Regions from separate parts of the Homo sapiens genome. Here region 1 is linked to region 2. Evidence: chromatin contacts called from ENCODE Hi-C or POLR2A ChIA-PET data. All regions are on one chromosome and are shown on one strand. Each heading gives the region's core, a stretch centred on a gene start or an enhancer-like site at or near the end of the contact. The rest is flanking DNA. Distances are from core to core; before and after follow the strand shown. Region 1 overlaps LINC01554 (long intergenic non-protein coding RNA 1554). Region 2 overlaps LOC101929710 (a long non-coding RNA gene).

Region 1 (4,620 bases), core at 822-3,321, 240 kb after region 2:
TTAAAACCTATTACTTAGCAAAGTTTCAGTTTGAATTTGTGTCCTCTCACACACACATAAAACACATACACACACACACTCAAAAAGGATCAGAATTCTTTTTTCTTTTCTTTTTTTTTTTTTTGAGACTGAGTCTCGCCCAGGCTGGAGTGCAGTGGTACAATCTCGGCTCACTGCAATTTTTGCCTCCCAGGTTCAAGCGATTCTCCTGTTTCAGCCTCCTGAGTAGCTGGGATTACAAGCACCTGCCACCATGCCCGGCTAATTTTTGTATTTTTAGTAGAGATGGGGTTTCGCCATGTTGGCCAGGCTGGTCTCAAACTCCTGACCTCAGATGATTCACCCGCCTGGGCCTCCCAAAGGGCTGGGATTACAGGCATGAGCCACCGCGCCCGGCCAGAATTCTTTTTTTTCCTTTCAACTACAATATGTTTTTCTGAGTGAGGAAGAAAGAGAATTTACATCACAAGGCAAAAAATACTCATAATATTGCATGCATCCATGGGAGAATATATTACAATACGAGCACCATTTTCCCTGGGTGCCAGGGGTGGGGCAGTTTAGCTGGAAAAGCTAAATTCTGCTCCACTTGGATTGAAAACGTTCAGATGTTTTGTTTATGTGTTTGCTTTCTTGCTTATTCACCTACGACATCTAATCCTTTAGTCTGAATAGTATCCAGTGAATACACTCCTGTCCCTCTCCTCAGTCCTCACCCAAATGCAGTAAAGCAAGAGATCAGCAGGGCAGCCAGAGAGCCCACACCAGTGAGGCCAGGAAAGAAAACAGAGCTCAAGAGGGTCCACATGAAGGTTTCCTTCCTTATCTAGTCCCCAGAGGCTTTTTTTTCTAAGTAAAACTCCCAAAGAACTAAAAACAAAGGAAACACAAAAAATTCAACGTGGTATAGAAATTTCGGTAGAAGAACTTTTATTGAACAGTAAGATTCAAGATTTCACCAGGTGAGAGGGGGAATTGAAAATTAGTAGAAAAATTCCAAGGGGACCAGTTAGCCACAACAAAGAATGGGGTTCAGGGAACTTCTTAGGGATGTATCTTCCCCTCAATACAGGTAGAGGAGCAGCATCAGAAGCAGGGCGTTGGAGAGAGGCATAGAAGAGAATCACCTTCTCCTGGCCCACGCAAGCTACCTGGTGTACCTTCAAGTTCAGGCCAGCTGCTGTTCCTGCCCGCTCTTGGAGATGAAAAGGTTTCCCATGCCCCCACCTCCTCCCGAGTTAATTCTCTCCAGGTGCTTCTCTTGATGTAAACCCAGGGTGCTATTAGCAGGCTCCTTGTTCTCTTGCTCAAATCCTTTCCAACCTTTCCAACCTGTGGAGCTCTGCTGTTTCTAATTTCTAACCCCCATCTTGTTTCTTTCCCCCAATATTGAATTCTGCCATAATCTTCAGATCAACTCTAGTTGTCTCCATTTTTTTTCTGAATGCTAAAACCTTCCAGCCGTCTTCTCTTCCACTCCCTGACCACTCACGAGTCACCTGCATTTCTTACCCCAGTCGTCATCCTTGTTTCCATGAACGATCCTCTCCAGGGCTTCCTGCCAGAAAAGTATTTTGCAAGTTTCATTTGAATTTCTACACAGTATAATTCTGAACATGTAAATAATATATAAAGTCAACCTATGTTTGGAGCTAAGAGTGACAACAATCTCTCACACTACAGATCCGTCCCAAATTGGTAATGCCCTAAAAATGCTAATAAAAATAAGGTGCTTGTGAAATACTCAAATCCCTTCAGTTAGTACAAAAACAACTGGTGACCTAAAAATTCAAGGAATGGCCCAGAGTAAAGGGAAATGTAATGTTGACTCTGGTTTACAGAAAGTGAATCTGAGTCATGGCAGATCCTGAAATTTCACATGAACTCATTCTGCCTGTAAATGCCCCAGCATCAATAGTGAGCAAACGTGCATTCTGGCCAGCCAGGCAGAAGCACTTTGTTTTCCATTGTGCGGTGACGCCAGATCCCCATTGCTTCTGACAAAGGCCCTCGTCAAGCCTGTGTGTCATCGTTTGCGTTTGCCACAGCTGCAGCGGGGTGCGCGCAGACCCACTTCCCGACTGCTCATCAACCGACCTCCCTGGGGCCGAGAGGCAAGCCGGGTCCGCGCGGGGTGCAGCGCCACCTGCTGGAATTCATGCGATGGAGCAGCAGCCTGAAGTGGCTGCGGAGTCCAGAAGTCCTGTCCTTGAGGTTTGCTTTCAGACAACGGCCAGTCCTGACTGCAAGAACAAAAACACTAGCAGAAATATGCACCCGTTACGCAAACCAGCCCTTAAGGCTGCACATGATCCTTTCCCCACTACAGAATGTGGTGTGGCGTGTATATGTGCACCAGTGAGTATGTGGGGGGAGAGGGGGTACACCCATTTGTGGTGGGGGGGGTATAATGTGGTGTGTTCATGTGCGGTGTCTGTGCATGACCTCTCAAAGGTAGGAAAAGTGGCATCGTCGTCATACTCCTTGTTGGATTGGTAAGGAATTGTTCAGTTGACAGAGATTTTGATATAACTTGTTCCATTTATTTCCTCGCTACGCCGTTCAAGTAGATAAAACGTTCTCGACCAAATGAATTGCCAGTGCTCTGGCTCTCTAGAAGAATTACTCATGACCTAACCACGCTGGAGGCTGACAGCTAACTAATGATCTTTCCCTCTTTTCAAAAGACTTTGCCCATATGGGAACAAAGACTGTCATGATCCCCCAGCCAGGCAGGGCTGGCCCTGGGCTTGGAGGAGGCGATGAAGTAAGACACAGGCAGCTATGGGAAGAAGTCAACCACTTCCACGAGGCCAATTGTGGGTGTCTCAGGAAACAGACAAGTTGCGAGTCTATGTTTTTGCCAGATCCTCTGCCCCTTTAGAGACGTGCTCGCATGTCACATGCGTGAGGCAACTTTCCGTGCCTAGGAGGTTACTGACTTAAACCCAGGGACACTTGTTGAAGTGGGAGGCCTGACAGACAAAGGCAAAGGTGTTTGATGAATGGCTCTGCTGGCTGGTGATGTGGAAGTGTTTGCTGACAGTTCGAGAAACACCAGGGAGCCAACAGATTAAGTGTTCTGTATTTTCCTGGCTACTAAATAATAACTACAGTTTCCTGAGGGTTTACTCATGCCAGGCAGAAGGCTAAGTGCTTTACCTTTGTTTTTTTGTTCATGAAATCCTCAAAACTGCTCTATAAGCCATGCACTATGATCAGCCCTGCTTTCCCGATGAGGAAACTGAGGCCCAGAGGGGTAAGTTCCCTGCCTAAGGTTACACAGCTCAGGAGTAAGGGGAGGACTCAGGTCTCTGCGGGCCAAAGGCCAGGCTCCTGATGCTGACCCTCCTGCTTCCCTGCCATTAGTGCCCTGCGAGGCCCGGACCTGCCCTCTATTTTCCCGCTCATTTTAGGGCCACAGTGACTCACCAGCCATGTGCCCATACCACTCATTTTCACAGAGCCCTGGAGTATGAGAGCAGGGCTTGAGGAAAGAGCTTTCGTTCACTTTGTTTTGAGCCAGGACAACAGACTGGGAAGTGGTTGGAACACACAGTTCTGGGTCAGAGGTCAGAGAACAGACAGGACTCCAAAGGCTAAAACAAACAAGATTTCTCACAGCAGCTCTGGCCGCGTTGAGACCCACGGGCTGGGGCTGGCCAGTCTGTCCCCACGTGGGATAGACTGTGTCCAGAAGGGTGGCCTGGCCTGCTCCTGGCTAGAGCAGATGAGGAAACCACTGTCCTGGATTCAGCTCCCAGTTCTGCCACATTCCAGCTGAGGGCCTGTGGGACAGTCGTGAAGAGCCACATATGGCAATGTCATCTCTCAGGAACCCAAGACGCCAAGGCCCCTCACTGTAATGTGGCAATAACGCCAGCTAGCATGCAGAACTGTTGTGGGGTAATGAATGGAAGCTAATGTATGAGAAGGAGCTGTTACACTCCAGGACTCTAGATACCAAATTTTATGGTTATCAGTTTCACAGCAAAAAAAAAAAAAAAAAAAAAAGAAAGTACTCTTATTCTCAAATTATTCTTATTAGTTCTGGTGTGCACTTACATGAGAAATGGCAAAGGGATATTCTGCTTGCAGTCTTTTGCCCTCTGGCAAAAACTTTCCAGACAGGGTGTCATCGTGTGCAGCTTCCGTGATGCAGTTTGATCCTGATAGGTAACAAGAGTGACACGTTTTATCAGAATCTTTTTACATGGCTCAAGGTCACTTCCACCGACACCAGTGCTATTAATATTTCCCCCATTAAGCCAACCCGTCCTAAGAGCCAAAGAGAATACCATAGTTCCAGGTTTCGGTTTGAAGGTGCTGATGGATGAGAGTAGAAGGGAGTGAATGAGGAAGCCCAGACCTTCCTGCAGGAGCAGGGAAGCAAGACCCAGGCCAGCACTGCCCACCCCCCAATAGCCTTCCCAAGGGTGAGGGGCAGCCATGCGGAAACTGGCACTCACTAGGCCAAGACAGCACAGGCCTCCAACCTTCAGACAAAAGCCTTTTGTCTGGGAGGTGCTGGGGGACACCACACAATGCTGTTTCTTTCTAAATTATTTTTTTCCCCTGAATGCTATCTAGATCCTGGAAATCTATTTCCATGAAATGATT
Region 2 (4,968 bases), core at 1,212-3,711:
CAAGAGGATTTGAGAATGATGCAGTCAACTGTGGATATATAGGAAATAGCTTACTAAATGGCTAAATAAAATGGAAACAAGATTGCAGCTATCACACAGAGAGGTTTGGGTAGTGACTAAGAATTCCTCTTCCCTAAAGTAATGACAGTTGTTCAGCAGGAATGGTTAGGCCAATGGCTTTGTTCCCCTCCCTTTCCCTGGGTCTTGTTCTATCACCTTCCTTTGTCCTTTTCTGTGTGGCAGGGATTGAGACAGTGGAGGGCTGATGTTAAAGCTCTGGGACCAGTCTCTCTAAATAAGAATAACAGTTAACTTTTACTAAGCCCTTAGGACTGTAGGGCTTTGTCCTCAATTGTTTACAAGCATTATTTCATTTAATGAACAACTTTAGGTCATTTGAATGACTTGAGCAGCAAAGGAGCCTCTGATGATTTATTCTAAAGATCCAAAGTTTCTTGTCCTTATCTTCCAGTATACATGGAGGTTCCCTGCACAGTAAATGGCAAAAAGCTATTTCTACCTCCTTTTAGGGCAGCTTCAGAGGAAGTTTACTTGAATCACACCTTCCATGATTGAGATTAGGTAAAGGATGAAGTTACTGATAATGAGGTTAGGTCTTTCACTGTGGCCTGAGTACCACATAACCCATTCTGGTATCTTCTTCCATCTGAATAGCTGATGTCTACAAAATCAATTAAACTGGCTATATTTTGGCCAAAACAAAGAGGAATATGGTTACAGAGTTGGATCAACCTTGTCAACAACTGCTTTTTTCTGTTATTTAAATACAATCTAAGTTGCTAAACACTAGAATTAATAATAAGGAAAAGTTGGGCTCTCTTTAAGGATTTTTTTTTAATGTTATGTCTTTTCTGAAGATGTTTTCAGTGGGTCTTTGTCAAGAAGATAGGGACAAGGAAGAAAGAACCAAGGTCTCTTCTGGTCAAGGAATGTGATGATTCTATCATATTCAGATGCAATTTCTTTTTGGTGCCTAGCATATCTTCTTCAAACTTAAAATGAGGAGTATTGTTGATGATTTGCCACAGGTTAAAGTAGAGAATGTATCACCCTTTCATATAATAGGTCTTTTTTTTTTTTTTTTTTTTTTTTTTTTTTTGAAACAGAGTCTCTGTTGCCCAGGCTGGAGTGCAATGGCACAATAATAGCTCACTGCAGCCTGGAACTCTTGAGTGCAAATGATCCTCTTGCCTCAGCCTCCCAAGTAGCTGGGAATACAGGCACCTGGCTAATTGTTTTTTTTTTCTTATAGAAACAGGGGTGTCTCTATGTCACCCAGGCTGGCCTCCAGCGATCCTCTCACCTGGGCCTCCTAAAGTGCTGGGATTATAGGTGAGCCACTACACCTGGCCAGAATTCTACCTTAGAACACTTTTACAAGTGTTCTAAAGACAAGCTGATCAAGAAACCTTAATTGGGGGAGAAAAAACAAAACAGCAAACCACACCAAGTGTGTTTGCAAACCAGCATTTCCTAGAGCCATGTGGCTGCATTTTGGTCAAAATGCTGCATTTGCAAAAATGACTGACACAAGATACAGCCTAAATCCAACCATTTCACCCTTTTCTTGCACAATGACCTTGGCTCTGAGCCAAAGTCCCAAAAAGCAAGAAGAAGTTACCATTCCAGGCAGCTAAATATAGTAAGAGAAATGGAATACTCATTTTTTTCAAGGCAAGCAGGCCATTGTAAGAAGCAAAACAAGAATTTGGGTTTGCTGGATGATTTAAATAACTATAAGGAAGACTTTTGTAGCCTAATTACTTCACAAGAGCTAACAGCCAATGGAGAGTAATATGCAAGCCTCTGTATTGCTTGTTGTAATACACAAGTCCAAACCGTAGAGAACCAATGTCACGTAATTTAAAAATAAAACATGTAAACAAGTTGGCAGGTTTGCTGAGCCTGACTTCTTGCCCAAGCTCTTCACAGTAGAGTGAGGAAAAGTCATGATTTAAAGTCAAACAGCTAGCGTTCAACACCCAGCTCACTTCACCTCTCTCAACTTTTCTCCATATCTTTATCAGTAAAATGGGAATGATAATTCTATCTACCTCATAAGATCACTGAAAGTATTAAATATTTCACTACATAAATGTTTGCTGGCATTAGAAAGACTCGCAGCACAGCTCTCTTCTAAGTGTATCTTATTTTCAGCCTATATCAGGAGAAGGAGATATGGCAGTAATGGAATCAAATGTCCCTTGGACCAGAAAGGAAAAAAAAAAAAAGGTCACCCTACTGTAAAAGATTTGCAGTCCTTTGTGCCCTAGAATCTTCTTAAATTTCATCAGTCTCCTAGTGAGTATTACTGGCTCCCTTAGTCATATATATGAGTTAAACAATTTCTAATGCCACTCTCTCAATGCCAAATCTTTGGAAATTCACTGGGCATAAGGGGTGGATCAACATGACTACATTATTAGTCAGAGAACAAACATTCTAGGTAAGTAATTTGGTTTTCTCCCAAAGATTAAATACGTTTCCACCTGTGGAGACTAATGGGCTCCAGGGATCTTTTTCTGTGTATTTAACAACAAGATAACTAAGTGGCAAAGTCAATAATCAGACAGTAGGTGCAAGTAACCAACTAACTTCCTTACAAATAGTTTTTCCTTGAGGGAAATAAGGCATGCCTTTAAGACAAGGGCTCTGTAATCTGAAACATGAGGACAGGAAGATTGCCAACCAGGAATAGGTTCTAGTAGAGCAATCAGCTCAAACTCTAATCTTTGCAGGGAATGGAGTTCAGGACACAAACTTCTTTGAGCTTGGTCAGCCAGGCAAAAAGCCTAGGACTTTGAATAGTTTCTTCTCTCAATCTACCAAATCTAAACAATTACCCTAGTGATTTTCCCTTTGAAATATATTCATAGTTTCTTCTTCTTTTCTATCTGTACTTATCTCTCTCATTTTACCATCTCCTGCCTAGATACCCATGGGCCTCATAAGTAGTTTTCCAGACCCTTCAAACCCATACTGCCAAACACTGTCCAAGTGACAGTATCAAACAGGCCTCTGTTAAGATACGCTGTAGCTCAAAATGCAAGGTGCAGCTCCCTGTGGTCTCTAAGTCTGACCTCTTTTATCACACTTCTAAGGTCCTGCATAATCTTACAGCACCCTACCAGCTGGGCTTATTTTCCAGTCAGACTGGCTTCCTCGCCAGGCACCCATGAACACGCAAGACATGCTCCACCCTGCCCATTGTCCCTTCACTACTTAACAGCTGCTGCTGGCTCTTAGTGGAATGCCCTGCTTCTCCAAATGCACACAAAGCCATACTCATTCTTCAGGACCTAGATTTAACCTTTTCTTCCTCCTGCACTGCTCAATAAACATTTTCTCTGTACCATGTACTGTATCACTTAACAAAACAGCTGTATATTGTTCACCTGTTTCATATATGCCCTAGACTTGTCTCCATAACTAAATAAAGAATTGGGTCACCGAATGCTGATCCTCATGCCAAATATGATCCCAAACACATCTAGTTTGGTCCCTCATTTTTTTTATTTTAATTTGAGAAATGTAACACAACCCCCAGCACTGCCTATAGAATTTTCTCAATGATATCAATCTTCACACATCAATCTTTAAATTTTTTAAATTAAGAATAACAATATCTGAATATGTGTCAATAAAACCTCTAAATCTTGACTGTAGGAGAAAAGGCATTGGGTGAATTGGAAAAATCGCCGAACAATGATTAAGGAGATCTGGATTCTAGGCCCCACTCTGCCGCTAAATAGCTCTGTGATCCTAGTTAAGCTACACGGTGTCTCTCCAAAATGAAGGGGTTGGACTGGGTGACACTATGGTCTCTTTCAGCTCTTTCTATGATTCTAAAGCTGCCAATGTGGCATTAGAGCCTGGTTTGATCATGTCTGAAAAGTAGAATTTAAGAGGTTTTTCTTCCGGAAATAGAAAAGCTTCAGGGTCTTCCCTTTATAATCACAATATTAGTTAGGAAAGTTGGCCTCAAATTATTCCCCTTTATGAGATAGTATGTTATAGTAATCTTCTAGGTCAAATACAAAAGAGACAATGGGTTAATTTTCACTCTTTGAAAGTTATCATGTATATTTTAAACCAACTCAGTAATGGCCCATCTTAAATTTGGGTGTCATGAAGCTACACGATGAAGCTACATGAAAACCTAAGCCTAACTCAAGTTTGGAAGGGGAAGAGTTGAGGATGTATATTGAATGCCATGTTAGAGACCCAAGAGAATTTTATACATAAATCCTGAAAGAGCAAATGTTTTTCCTGCTTTCTAGTCAAATGTATATTTTAAGCAGTAAGAAATACTAACAAAATCTGCCATAAATTCCTGAGAATTTTTTTATTTCTTTTTATTTTCCAGTGGTCTTGAGGATAAGAGCATCGCTTTGAAAGAATAAAAAACAGAAAGCAAGTTATAATAAGGTACCTGTGAAAGATAATTTATAAAGCAATACATATATGCAGGAGAGTTTTCTAAGGGAGAGGAGTAGACAAGAAGGAAATGATGTCAAAGGGGTGTCTTCAAAGGATGTCAGTCAAATGAGAATGGTAAGTGTGTCACAAAATTAGTCACAGTGTGATTCTGCTTTGGGGATTTCATTCATTCATTCATCACTCATTTATTCATCAAGTGCTTAGGTCATGTGCTGGGCACTTAGGTTATGATAAAGGGAAAGACCTTCCCTGCAAGAACTCACCATCAAATGGAGACAGCCAAGGTCTGATTTGGTACTAACCCTGACTGAGTGCTCACTGTGTGCCAGGTACTAAGCACACCAACCCCACGAGGCAGGTGCCATTGTTATTCCTGTATCACATGAAGAAATCATGGCTTTAAGAGATTCAGGGCCAGGTACGATGGCTCATGCCTGTAATCCCAGCACTTTGGGAGGCTGAGGCAGGAGGATCACGAGTCCAGGAGCTTGAGACTAGTCTTGGCAA

Evidence for each region. Hi-C counts contacts between places; a loop is a spot of excess contacts on that map. ChIA-PET counts read pairs that join two places held with the same protein, here RNA polymerase II (POLR2A). Pooled maps may share reads with other maps.
Region 1: a loop to region 2 is called in a map of MCF 10A, with 15 times the contacts of the local background. The contact joins two enhancer-like sites. A Hi-C loop is called at or near these places in 3 of 168 maps with a recorded cell type or tissue (MCF 10A, PC-3 and PC-9), 1 of 37 single-sample maps with no recorded cell type and 3 of 50 pooled maps. POLR2A ChIA-PET finds 5 or more read pairs at or near these places in 1 of 52 experiments (MCF 10A).

What each region holds. Positions count from the first base shown.
Region 1 is chr5:95,856,427-95,861,046 of GRCh38, reverse strand. It overlaps LINC01554 (long intergenic non-protein coding RNA 1554), which reads right to left. Exons shown (of 3, transcript NR_026936.1): 2 at 4,066-4,169; 3 at 914-2,243. Among named protein-coding and RNA genes, the nearest start is that of LINC01554, 6.5 kb to the right of the region's middle. Within about 2 kb of position 2,071, at least 30 of the 41 ENCODE cell types and tissues checked have a DNase peak (open chromatin) inside an H3K27ac peak, as active enhancers do.
Region 2 is chr5:96,091,709-96,096,676 of GRCh38, reverse strand. All of the region lies in intron 1 of LOC101929710 (a long non-coding RNA gene), which reads right to left. It also overlaps a transcript of CAST not described here. Among named protein-coding and RNA genes, the nearest start is that of MIR583, 15 kb to the right of the region's middle. Within about 2 kb of position 2,461, at least 6 of the 41 ENCODE cell types and tissues checked have a DNase peak (open chromatin) inside an H3K27ac peak, as active enhancers do.